Linked DNA regions of Homo sapiens: all the other regions are linked to region 1. Evidence: chromatin contacts called from ENCODE Hi-C or POLR2A ChIA-PET data. All regions are on one chromosome and are shown on one strand. Each heading gives the region's core, a stretch centred on a gene start or an enhancer-like site at or near the end of the contact. The rest is flanking DNA. Distances are from core to core; before and after follow the strand shown.

Region 1 (4,193 bases), core at 665-3,164:
ATACCATTCTGTCACTGTGAGGAATCAAAGTGACCAGAGGGCAGTTTCAGCTTTCGAATCAATGAATTGAAATTCAATTCAATTCAGTGACGGGGTCTTCTAGTGGCAGCATTCCTTCCTTTGGATCTAGGCTTCCAAACACAATAAACCCAAGGTTGTAGAAATGGTGTGCTGGAATACTATGCAGCCATAAAAAATGATGAGTTCATGTCCTTTGTAGGGACGTGGATGAAGCTGGAAACCATCATTCTCAGCAAACTATCGCAAGGACAAAAAACCAAACACCGCATGTTCTCACTCATAGGTGGGAATTGAACAATGAGAACACTTGGACACAGGAAGGGGGACATCACACACCGGGGCCTGTTGTGGGGTGGGGGGAGGGGGGAGGGATAGCATTAGGAGATACACCTAATGTAAATGACAACTTAATGGGTGCAACACACCAACACGGCACATGTATACATAGGTAACAAACCTGCACGTTGTGCACATGTACCCTAGAGCTTAAAGTGTAAAAACAAACAAAAAAAAGAAATGGTGTGCTGGATATTTTCTATTTCTCCCTCCAGGCATTGTGCCTAGTAGGCTGACCTCTACAGACTACACAGACCTAGCTCCACTGTCTTCTGGCTTCCTGGTGGATCCAGCCAGCGGAAGACCCCAGCTGGATATCAGAGCTGGGAGAACAGAGAGGTGGGTCTTCTCCACTCTGTCCCTGCTTTGGGCTGACGTCTCAGCACTGGCTACAACTATAGAATCTCACCTTACTTGGTGAAAAGTTGGCATTGCTTGCTTTCCTCTACTGAACGACACGGTTCCAGTTGGTTACTCTCTCGTACAGCCACAGCTACCGCTCTCGCTCTCGCCTGGTTTTAGTAACTGCTTCCTTCCCCCACCCCTCAGCCCTATAGTTACTAACAGCTCCCCGCTGTTACTGGTTACTACTGGTTACGGAAGGCGAACTATGTGCCCGACACTGTGCTAAATGCCCACATATATTATCTTTTAGTCCTCACAATCCAATAAATTAGATGGCTTTAGTCCTGTTGCAGAGGTGATAAATTCAGAGTGACAGTGACAGAGCTAGAAATTGAAGGTAGGTGTGTTTATGCTAGAGTCTGTGCACTCAAACACGATTCCTTACTTCTTGCATCAGTTGTTAACCTCCCTTCAAGAGTGTCAAACCTCCTGGTAACCCGCCCATTCCCTTAACTGGAAATGAGGGTGCTGTTGCAATTTTCTCATCCAGCCATTCCACAAATGGTATCTGGAATGTGGGACCCACAGTCCAGAATCCTGAGGGCTGCTGTTGAGAGCATCAAGACGCGCCCAGGAGGTCAGGGCGGTGTGCACTCACACGCTGAGCCTGGAGAAAGTTAGACGCCTTCTCCACCGCTGTGGTGGTTAGCAGGGACTTTCCTGAAGGCCAGAGACTGGTGACGTTCATGCTATTTTTCCAAGCCATTTGGTAGCAAAGAACAGAGTGCCAACAATTCAAGCATTCTCTCAGGCTGGGAGAGAGACGTGGCTTATTCAAGATAGAAATTGCTGGTGAGGTTGAGGCGAGACCGACATCTCTCTGAGCAGCAGGGGAGAAAGACGGCTCTGTTCAAAAAAGAATGGGTAATTTCAGTCAATTCTCTTCTTTCTCGTTTCTGTCTTATCTTTATGACTTTTTAATAGTGCCAATTTAACAGATGAGGGGACAGAGGCCTTTAATTGAGAATTCCACTCCGCTTCCTCTGCCTCATCTCAAAAATCTGGCAGCTGAGTCGCCGCGGCTTTGAATTTGCCTCTTTTGACCTTCCCCTCCCACCTCTGGTAACACTGAGCCTGGCCCGGAAGGACACACCCGGCTTCTGGCGGAAGTGCCGGCTCTTTAAAGAAGCTGAGGGCTGCGCGAATTGGCTGAGGTGCGTCATCTACTGTGTCTGGGCGCCAATCCCGACGCTGGGCGGAGCGAGGCCCGGTCCCTGCAGCGGGCGAAAGGAGCCCGGGCCTGGAGGTTTGCGTACCGGTCGCCTGGTCCCGGCACCAGCGCCGCCCAGTGAGTGAACACCGGCCGCAGGCGGGTGGGGAGAAGGGTCAGCCCGGCCATGTCAGTCAGCGCGATCTCCTGGGCTCCGGGCTTGCCAGGCAGCGCTGGGCGCCCGCTCCTCGTGAGCGCCGGCTCTTGGCTCTCGCACTGCCCCTGGTGCTGATAGGTATTGCCAACTTCGTTCCATTAGAGCGCGTTCTTGTCGCCTGGCGTGGACTCCGGATCTCTCCGTAGCTTTAAAATAGAGTTGAGAAAAACAGGCACAGTGCTCTCAACAGAAATCAGCACACTATTGCGGGGAATACCTAAATTACAGTAACTGGCCTCAGGGAGCAAGGGCGGTGTTAATTACAGAAAACCTCCGGAAGCTGTGGGCTCTGGGCTGGAATTTGCAAGGGGATGTGGCTTAATTTCAATGGGATGCAAATATTGAAAATGACTGTGGTGAGACGATCAGTCATACATTCAGGCAATGTGTCATCTGATCGGGAAATAAGTCAGCGTGGTAATCCCGATGACAGAATTCATGCAATTAATTTTTTATGTCCCCCCAAGTAAAATCAAATCTAGGTACTCACGGGTGACCGGAAGAAAGGTTGTCTGGAACTTGCAGGCACCACTTCTCCTCCCCAGAAATACACCTTCCCATAGTAATCTATAGCTCACCTGAGGCAGGGCTGAAGCATTAAAGACCCCTTCCAAGATCTCAGAAGGAATCAAAGGGAAAATGAAGACAGAGGGATTGAAATCAGCATTCTCTGCAAAACATCACTCTGAGACACAGTGATGTTTAAAATTGTATAAGTAGCAAGACATTTTTTTTTACCCCTGGTGAAAAGTGTTAGAATTTTTAAAAGACTTAACTTATACAAGTGAGTGAAATCAAAGTTATCCCTATTGCAAGGTCAATTTTGCTTATTTTCTGATACATATTTTGTGAGCAAGAGGAGATAGCTGAAAGTGTTCTGGACACCCTACGGAATATTCCCAGACTTTGGGAAATGACTTTGCCAGGAATGGGGAAGTTGGGAAAGGAAAGAATGTTGAAAATACTGAACTCCAGGGTGAAATTTACAAGGTGTGATGCATTTATTTATTCTCAGGTGTGGTTTCCCATAAGGAAGCTCTTCTTCCTGCTTGGCTTCCACCTTTAACCCTTCCACCTGGGAGCGTCCTCTAACACATTCAGACTACAAGTCCAGACCCAGGAGAGCAAGGCCCAGAAAGAGGTAAATCTAAATACTAACTTCCCAGACAGTGTTTCTTTCCCAGATGATTGACATGAGGACTCTCTCTTTTCAGGGGAGATCCTAACCCCTTACAAACAGGAGCACTTGAAAGCACACAGCTCTGTGATATACAGGGTATGTGGAGGAATAGTACTAGAGTACAGTTGTTTTCTTTATAAATGTTTGCAGCAGGTGTAAAAATTTAGTCATCCACTCCTATGTTCAGAAGAAAAATAAGTAATGGCAAGTGGCCTGAGCCACAGTTTTTCTTGTATCTCTCATGCTTTGTGCAAATATTTAGGGGAAGTAGACACCATGGAGACTATCAAGATGGATAATATCTCGCTCCTAACCTCAGGCAGGTTCTGGTCTGCTGTTAGAGATGAGTCGCATGGGACTGTTAGGGTTTGGAGAAAGGAAAGAACTGCCAAATCACCCTGCTGTCAGTGAGTGGCCTCTAACTCTGGTCACAGGGTGCTCGAGTGGCACAGTGGCAGAAGGGGAGGGAAATCTCACCACCTCAGGCCTTTTCAGCATTGTGCCTCTTCATCCTGGTAAGTGGTTTGGTATCCTGTGCTCAGCTTTGAAGCTGACTCTGGCACAGAGCCCTGAAACTCCAGGTGTATCCTTGATCAGAATACAAGGAAGTCACTGAAGTCTTGCTTGCAGCTCCCACTCACCTGGAACCCCATTAGCTGGGCTTCCCACAGAATACTTGGGAATCCTGGCTGTAATGAATTAAGACTGGCCATTCTTACCTGAGGTTCACAACCCTACTCAACAGCCTATTAAAGAGAAAAGGTATCAGCAACATTGTTGAGAAGGGTAGAGCAGTTGTAACTTTCCCCTGAGTTTTGCAGTATTCTGAAATGCAACCAACTAACTCAAGGTCTTCTGTACCCACCCAGTTGGATTAAGAATAA
Region 2 (3,987 bases), core at 462-2,961, 570 kb before region 1:
ATCAACATTTCTAGCAATTCCCTACACTTTTATGTATGAGGAATTAGAAATTCTGCCAGATGACTTGGAATTAGGCACCTGGAGTTTTTGAAGTATGACAGACCTAGATTTTAACTTTGTTTAACAACTTTCTTAAACTAAGAGGCAGTTTCCTCATCTGAAAAATAAGGTTAATACCTAGCTGATAGGCTTGTTGTGAGATTAAAGGAGACAATGAATATAAAGTGCTTAGTGGCACAGGGTTCAATAATGTAAGCTAATATTGTCCAAGAGTCATGAAATAGAGCTGATGACTAAAGAGGAGTAGAGGATGTTTGCTTGGGTACGTTGGGCTTCAGATTCCTGGGCTTTGTCGAAAGAAAGGAGGAATGTCTAGTCAGACACACGTTTTGGTTGCCAGGTGCTGAAGTAAGACTGATCCCTGCATTTTTCTTTCTGTGAGCTGAGGTTCTGTGGACTCTTCAGAGTCCACAGACTCTTCTCTGAGGGGAGAGAACCCTGTAAATGCGTTATATATTACAAATGTCTGATGAGAGGAGACCTCGAATACTAGATAAAAGGTATGTGTGGAGGACAGTGTGAATACCCTAACAGAGCGTTCCCGCTTCACTATTTTACTTAAGAGTGATACTTAACTTACTGGACAAAAACAGCTTTGAGGTTAAAAAAAAATTTTATCACTGCTTTAAAGTTCACATTAATGAGAAGTAAACAATTGCAAGAGTCAGAGTATCCTAATCATTTAGTTATACACATTTTACTTTTAAAATGCATGATTTCTGTAATTTTGTTTTTGTGTTTAGGTAATTCTAGGTTTTAACGAGGGTTCTGTGTACCTAGAAAAAATAATATGTGCGTCTTTCAAATAGAACATGAGGAAATAGTAGTATTTGCTTTATGGAACCATGAATTCCTACCTCCCAACTAATTTTAAGTAACATGTAAACCAATGTGAATGATGAGTCCACTTTTTAGTCATTAAACAGTAATTGTAAAATGTAGTGAGATTATCAGCCCATGCAAACAACTGTTTAATGCTGTACAACTCAGACATGAACTATTTTGACTGTTTTCAGTCCCAAGAATTTGTTTAAATGAGGTTCCATTCTCTTTATTCTTAACAGATCTCAAGAATCGGGAGGGTGGAAATTTGTAACTGAAAACATGGAATTAGTTCCAAAATATGAATTGATGTTAAGAGCTGGGGTTCTAAAAATCACTTCCTTTTCTTCTGCATGTGAACGTATGGTCGAGTCCTTAAACTTTCTTTCTAAACTTCTCAAAATTCTGGTTATATATAGAAGACCCGCAGTCACAAGGGAGAAAGGGTGGGAACAGAATGTAAATTTTATAGTAGAGAAGATTTACATTTTGCGCTTTCTCACTATTCATTTGCCATTAACAAAGGTTATCTAGCAACTTTAATTTTAGTTTGGGGGGCTAACACGGGTCTTGCAAAAGAAGTTTCCTCTTGAAGCACTTGCTTTAAAAAAAGCCTTTTGGCCACCTTCCCAGGCGGTAGCGAATTAAGCTGCGCAGGCGCCTTGCTTCCCCCTCCATCAACATGTTCGATTGGCCTACGATTGATTACATCATTGGTCCGCGCAACCCTAGCAGGCTTCTGGGCCTGTAGCTGAGCCGAAGCTCTTCCTTTTGCGTAGCGGGGCGGGGCACGATGGTGGCGGGGGGGGAGGGGGGAATTGTTCTACTACGCATGCGCACCGGGGATGGCGACAGGGCCTCTTTCTTTGCTTCTCTCCACAGCTCTTCCCAGCCGGGGGGCTGAGTGCCCTCCCCCTTCTCTCCCTGCCCCTCCCCTTTCTCCCCCCTCACCGCCCAGCGGGGCTTCTAACTGACAGTTGTCGCCGGGCCCCGTCCGTGCACCGCCTCCTTCTGCCCGTGTCCCCCGCAGGTAGAGGGGGGCGGGAGGGGGTGTGAGGGAGAGGAGGAGCCGGAGCCGCCGCTGCGGCCCCCTCCGGGGAGGGGAGAGGAGAACCCCCTTCCTCCTCGCCCCCTCCCAGCCCCCCGCTGGCCCGGGAGGGGGTGGGGCGCCGAGGCCGCGGCGACCCGGCAGGGCCTGGCCGGTGAAGAGCAGGCGGGCGGGGTGCGGAGGGGTGAGGCCGGCGAGGGCCGTGCGCGCGCCGCCGCCGGGGGGGAGGGGAGAGGAGGGCACCTAGGCTCTCCTCTTCTCTCCCCCCTCCTCGCGCGCCATGTAACCCCGCCCCGCCGGCGGTGAGCTCAAGACCCCCGCGCGCACCGAGCCGAGCCGGCGGCTGAGGAGAGCCAGGCCCGATGTGGCGGGGGCTACGCGCCGCGGCCGAGCCGTGAGGAAGCGGCTCGCGCTCACGCGTCCCCCAGCACCTCGAGCGGCTGTTCCACACCGCCCAGCCTAGGCCTGCCGGGGCATGAGTGTGCCCGGGACGCCGGGAGCGATGGAGCCGGCTGGGGAGGAAGAGCGGCCGCCACCGGCGGCCGAAGGAGAGGACGACGAGGAGGAGGTGGCAGCGGCGGCCCAGACCTCAGGGCCGGCCCACGGAAGGAGTGCCTCCTCGCTGGAGGACGCGGACGATCAGGAGGAAGAGATGGAGGCGATGGTGATCGGAGGCGGTTGCTGCAAGGAGCAGGAGCTGACCTACGAGCTACAGCAGGGCTACCGCATCCTGGGCGAGTTCCTGCAGGAGAAGCACCGGGGCCTCACCGCCCCCTTTCTGCAGCCCTTGGGGGGCGTTGCCACCGCGGAGGAGGAGGTGGCGGAAGGGCCGCGCAGCGGGGGCCGGGGCGGTCGCGCCTTCCCGCAGCAGCCCGGACAGGGCATGTGTCTGCTGCAGATGGAAGAGAAGTTCGCCAGCGGCCAGTACGGGGGCATCACCGAGTTCGTGGCGGACTTCAGGTTGATGCTGGAGACGTGCTACCGCCTGCACGGAGTGGACCACTGGATCTCCAAACAGGGCCAGAAGCTGGAGATGATGCTGGAGCAGAAGTTAGCGCTTCTCTCTCGGTAAGCGAGCCCGGTCCCCGGTGGGACTGACAGACTGACACAAACACACACTCACACGTGCCCGAGGATGGGCTGGGCCAGGGGCCTGGGGGCGGCGCTGATAGGTGCTGAGTCGGTGCTGGAGAAGCCCGGGAGGAGGAGCGGCGCTGGGCGGGGACCGGAGGGGTGTGGTGGGTGTGGGCCGAACCCGGCTTGCGCGTAGACTGAGAAGGAAACCCGAGTCTGCAGCGCTGAAGAGCTGGGTATAGTTTGCAGATGTAAAATGGAATGGGTCCCGTAGGAAGAATTGCACGTGTAGGCAGAGGAACAGTTTTTGTGGGATGGAAGTTGGACCTGCAACTTTTAGACAGTTTTAGCATGACATTTAAAACAGCGTTTAGGATGAAATATCTCTAGAAAAATAATTTTGGCTTATGTAAAAAGGTGTCTTAAACCATTAAAAAATAATTTTATCATTTACTACCCATGTCGGTCATCGAAGATTTATGGAGTGTTACTAAATGGTTAATGGTTACTTTTGCATACTACTGATCTTTTCTCTCCGTTTCATCTGAGGACACCCAATTTTTGCAATAATAGGGAATGCATCAACACACATTTTTTAAAGTTTATACATTTATGTTTATTCTACCAGAAATCATAGGCAAGTCAGATGATACTGTGCTCTTGGTATCCGCCACCCATATATCCAATTATTTAACACAAGAGGAGGATACTAAAATGAATGTATTGTTTTATAATAATTGTATAGTCTGTGTCAGCCAAGTTAATTTCTAAAGTTTAAATTTTTCGGGAGTGGAAAAATTCAATGTTTTTGGTATTGGTAGTTGAAGTGGAATAGTAGTTTGACTGTTTACTATTAGAGTGAATTTAAGTTGAGCAAGTCACTTAACCTTTTTGGCCTCAGTTTCCTCATCTATCAAGCGGGGATAATAATAGTACTTCTCTCATAGAGTTGCTTTGAGGATTTAATGAGTTAATAAATGTGA
Region 3 (3,993 bases), core at 1,299-3,798, 980 kb before region 1:
CGATTCTGATACATACCAAAGATTAAAAGCTGGAGCCTAACATACGAATGGAGTATGGGGGGCGGGTACCACTTAAATAAAAATAAATGTATTGTCTACAATTTATGACATTTTTCACTACGTGGCAGTAAAGTATTTTGAAGTAGGGGTACCTTTTTCCAATGAGGACATGGTATTTTACAGGACGGGGACTCTCTGTGATGCCATTCCAGTAGTTACCTGCTACAGGCTGGCTACCTCATCTGTGGAGCTCCAGAGACCACGAAAGATAACACTCATTGCCATAGCTACTTGTCAGCGCATAAGAAAGTGAACACACAGCTGGTACCAATGACCTTCCTTTTCTGTTTCCAAGTTAATGGCTGGCACCAAAGGTCTATTCCTCTACCCTACTGGTTTATCACTGGGCTGAAGAAACCCAAGTAGTGAATTACCCACTAGGACCCTGGAAGAGGAAGTACAACGGTTATCCTCAGTTTTCCCTGGAATCTGGAATGAGCTTCCTAGTTTACTGAAAGTCTACTTTGTTGCCTTGAATTTAACCCAATCCCATATGTGATAATTATTTTAGCATATTTGATAATAAAGATTTTAGGAGTGTTGCCCAAGAACATCCTTCATTTCTATCTCTGGTGCTGAAATCACCAGTGTCCTAGGAATTCATGTACTATTTGTCCCCAGCTAGAAAATAAAATGCATCAAACGATTACATGCTTTTTCACTTGTGATCAAAAGGAAACGGTATCAGCCACTTGAGGCACAGCAAAGCAAATCTATGTAGTATTTAACAAGTGTACAATTATTTCAAAAGCAAAGCTTACAACTAAATACCTGTTTTTACAAGTCAAACACTAAGAAGTCAGTACAAAACTGGCTGCAAACACAAATCAAAGGTGCTATAACATTATTTTAAAGAGAGAAGGAAAGGGGAAAAAAAAGCTCTCTCCTTCCCAAAGTGTAATTTGTTACTATGAAATTTCTGGACAGTCTTCGAAGACTAAGCCTGTGAAGGGGAGGAAAATATTCCTTTTAAGTAGTTTGCAACTGTAGGCTACTTCTACCAAATCAAAGAGCTACACTTATTTAAAACCACAGGATTGGAGCCAAACTGTGGTCTATCAACTCAGGATGCCAACTTTTTAGTGTATTAACAACAACATGAAGACAAAGAAAAATACGATGGGTCTGAGTGGCTAGGGATATAGATTGTAAGAGACTTGTGGAATAGGAAAAAAACTTAGACTGGCCAGACCATAAAAATACCAGAGATGCCCACAGACAGCCTTCAAGTATGCACCGCTGGCTATGCTGCAGTGCTATGCTTAAAGCGTGAACGACATGAGTATTAGAAGGCGAGAAGTAAGAAAAGCAAACAGTCTTACACTCCTTTTCACTTCGGGAATAAAACTCTTGGCTTATATAGGGCATTCGTAAACCCGGCCCCCGGTTAAACCGACAGTTTCTTCATGCCCAGGTCTCTAACCTCCCTCGAGACATTCCAAACCTAGGAAAGGCGGCGAGGGAGAGGGACCAGAAGTTCTGGAAACCCTTCGAATCTTCAGTTTGCGCGAATCCTACCACAGTCAGGAAGCAGAGTTAGGGTTCTTATTCTTGAGAGCTCAATGCCCGAGTTTCCCCTGTTTGAGAGCCGAAGACGCGGAAGAGCCGCGGAAGCCAGGCGAACGCTCAGCCGGGTTAGCCAGCTCTCCGGGTCTCCCGCGCGGTGGCATGGCCGCCAGAGCCCTCTGCCCTCCCCGCCCTCTGGGGGCCCCAGGCCCCGCCGAGCGCGGGAAGCGAGGGACCTGGGCACCCAGTGCCTACGGCCGCTGTCCTACCAAATACAAACGGCGAGATATTTGCGCTCCGGACGCCCTCACTTCTGACCCCGCGCGGCGCACCTCCAGTTGGGGCTGGCAGGGACCCACTCCCCACCATTCGGCGGGACTGGGCCCCGCACCCCGCGCCTCGCGGGGGCTGCCCACCCGCAGCGGAGCCAGGTGAGCCCTGCGCGCGCGGCGCACAGAGCCCTCGGACCGGTGCGTCCAGAGGAGCCCAGCTGTTCCGGCCCCCAGCCTCGCTAGGGGCGCGGCGGGCGCGCCTCACCTGCTTGCCCCGGTAGAAGAGGCGCTGGCATTCGGGCCGCACGTCGAACAGCGCCCACACCCGCTCGCGCAGCTCCTCAATCGTGGCTTTGCGAGACACGTCCTCAATGGTGCACGTCTTGGAGCCATCAATGGTGCGAACCTGTATCCACATCTTGGCGCCTAGAGAGGAACCGGTCCCCTTTGTCTCCCCCTGAGCTCTGGGCGCCGCGCCCCGCCCGGCCCGCGCCGCTTTCCCTGCGGCTCGGGCCCTCAGCGGCAGGCGGGCGAGCGCGCCCACCGGACCGACCGGACGCCGGGCCCGACAGGCGGCGACGACTCTCAGCGCGCGCGCCCGACTAGCCGACTTGAGGAGAGACGACCGGAACCACTCTGAGGCGCTGCCGCAGACACCGCCTCAAAGATAGGAAGAGGCCATGTCTGCGCCGCGCAGAGTGTTTACTTATAGAGCTGGAGCTCCCACATGGAGGTCACGGCGCCAAGCCGGATCTCGCGAGATCCACGCCGGGCTCCGCCTTAAAGAGGAAGCGGCCCGGGAGAGGGTTACAGACCCGAGGGAACGAAAATGGGCAGGCGCGGAGAGGGCGGGTCGGAGGGGCGGGGCTACCAAAAGCCGTTACTTGCCCCACCGCCTGCACCTGGCCACTGGGCACGCCCTCTAGCCTTTGGGTTTCGGAAGATTGCGCGGCTACCACATCGGTTGCCGTTTTGAGGCCTCGTTTCAGAGCTGAGGGGGCGGGTGCCTCCTCAGGCTTAGCGGATATGGTTCTTTGGTCTCAAAAACACACCAAAAATAAGAAACCCTGGCGTGCACTTGTATAATCCTGGAAAGGGGGCGCGGGTGGGTGCGGCCTAAACTTCCGAGAAAGAACTGAAGGAAATGTGTGCGCTCCACCGCGCTCAACAGGAAAGCTCCCGCCACGCGGCCTGGCGGGTCGGGTCGCCCGGGAAAGGCCCCGGGGGCCCTCCTGCTTCGCGAACACGTTTCCCGCCTGGCCGCAATGCTACTTTCGCGCGGAAACCCACTTCCGAGGGTTTCCCGTCGCCTGGCGGAGGCGGCAGCTCCAGGCCTATCCTCAGGCCGCGGGTCCCGCTGGGATCGCCCTCTCTGGCTTGCAGCGCTCCCAGCCGGCCCTCCGGCCTTGGAGAAGTCGGGGCAGCTGCCCGAAAGGCCGCTCTCTAACTCCGGACATTTCCGTTCGTAGACTTTCCGCGTTAGGGGTGCCTTTGGCCTAAGGGATTGCGGGTTTGCGGGAAACAGTTTTAAATAATGCAGAGCTACGCGCCTCCGAAGAAAGAACTCCAAAGACCCTACTAGGATTAAACCCTCAGAAGTGGGCCCAACGCAGCACTACCTAACAGGGCTTCCCCCACCCCCCACCCCGCCTTCTTAATCCTTCCCTGCTACAGCTGGGGAGTCGGGGTGGGGGTGAGTGGGTTTATTTTATTTTATTTATTATGTATGTATGTATGTATGTATGTATGTATTTAGAGACGGAATCTCTCTCTGTCGCCCAGGCTGGAGTGCAGTGGCGCGATCTCGGCTCACTGCAAGCTCCGCCTCCCGGGTTCACGCCATTCTCCTGCCTCAGCCTCCCTGGGGTAGCTGGGACTACAGGCGCCCGCCACCGCGCCCGGCTAATAGTCTCGATCTCCTGACCTCGTGATCCACCCGCCTCGGCCTTCCAAAGTGCTGGGATTACAGGCGTGAGCCACCGCGCCCGGCCAAGTGGGTTTATTTTAAATGAAAATATGTCTTCTCAAGAAGGGAGAGAGGATATAAACGTAAACAAAACAAGACAACTTGGACTTCACATTTGCCAAAATCGGTAACTTAAATATTCACATAGGTGCTAATTATTCCCATAAAGGTACAGTACCATTTTTTTGT

What was found. A loop is a pair of places that touch in the nucleus more often than their neighbours do. ChIA-PET counts read pairs that join two places held with the same protein, here RNA polymerase II (POLR2A). Pooled maps may share reads with other maps.
Region 2: a loop to region 1 is called in a map of B cell, with 8 times the contacts of the local background. The contact joins the promoter of BRD10 here to the promoter of PLGRKT in region 1. A Hi-C loop is called at or near these places in 9 of 168 maps with a recorded cell type or tissue (B cell, CD4-positive, alpha-beta T cell, CD4-positive, alpha-beta memory T cell and 4 more), 6 of 37 single-sample maps with no recorded cell type and 29 of 50 pooled maps. POLR2A ChIA-PET finds 5 or more read pairs at or near these places in 3 of 52 experiments (CD4-positive, alpha-beta T cell, CD4-positive, alpha-beta memory T cell and activated B cell).
Region 3: a loop to region 1 is called in a map of CD8-positive, alpha-beta T cell, with 8 times the contacts of the local background. The contact joins the promoter of UHRF2 here to the promoter of PLGRKT in region 1. A Hi-C loop is called at or near these places in 4 of 168 maps with a recorded cell type or tissue (CD4-positive, alpha-beta memory T cell, CD8-positive, alpha-beta T cell, naive thymus-derived CD4-positive, alpha-beta T cell and 1 more), 3 of 37 single-sample maps with no recorded cell type and 16 of 50 pooled maps. POLR2A ChIA-PET finds 5 or more read pairs at or near these places in 2 of 52 experiments (BJ and CD4-positive, alpha-beta T cell).

The regions. Positions count from the first base shown.
Region 1 is chr9:5,435,646-5,439,838 of GRCh38, reverse strand. It overlaps PLGRKT (plasminogen receptor with a C-terminal lysine), which reads left to right and starts at 1,914. Exons shown (of 6, transcript NM_018465.4): 1 at 1,914-2,050; 2 at 3,145-3,270. RefSeq lists enhancers at 548-707, 2,268-2,357, 1,413-2,612.
Region 2 is chr9:6,006,206-6,010,192 of GRCh38, reverse strand. It overlaps BRD10 (bromodomain containing 10), which reads left to right and starts at 1,711. Exons shown (of 8, transcript NM_001017969.3): 1 at 1,711-2,998. The coding sequence starts at 2,406. It overlaps MIR4665 (microRNA 4665), which reads right to left and starts at 2,367; the gene lies at 2,289-2,367. RefSeq lists silencers at 1,644-2,163, 2,214-2,443, 2,634-2,793, 3,184-3,243 and enhancers at 1,681-2,180, 2,181-2,682, 2,814-3,043.
Region 3 is chr9:6,411,754-6,415,746 of GRCh38, reverse strand. It overlaps UHRF2 (ubiquitin like with PHD and ring finger domains 2), which reads right to left and starts at 2,548. Exons shown (of 16, transcript NM_152896.3): 1 at 2,104-2,548. The coding sequence starts at 2,256. RefSeq lists silencers at 1,731-2,160, 2,231-2,410, 2,691-2,830.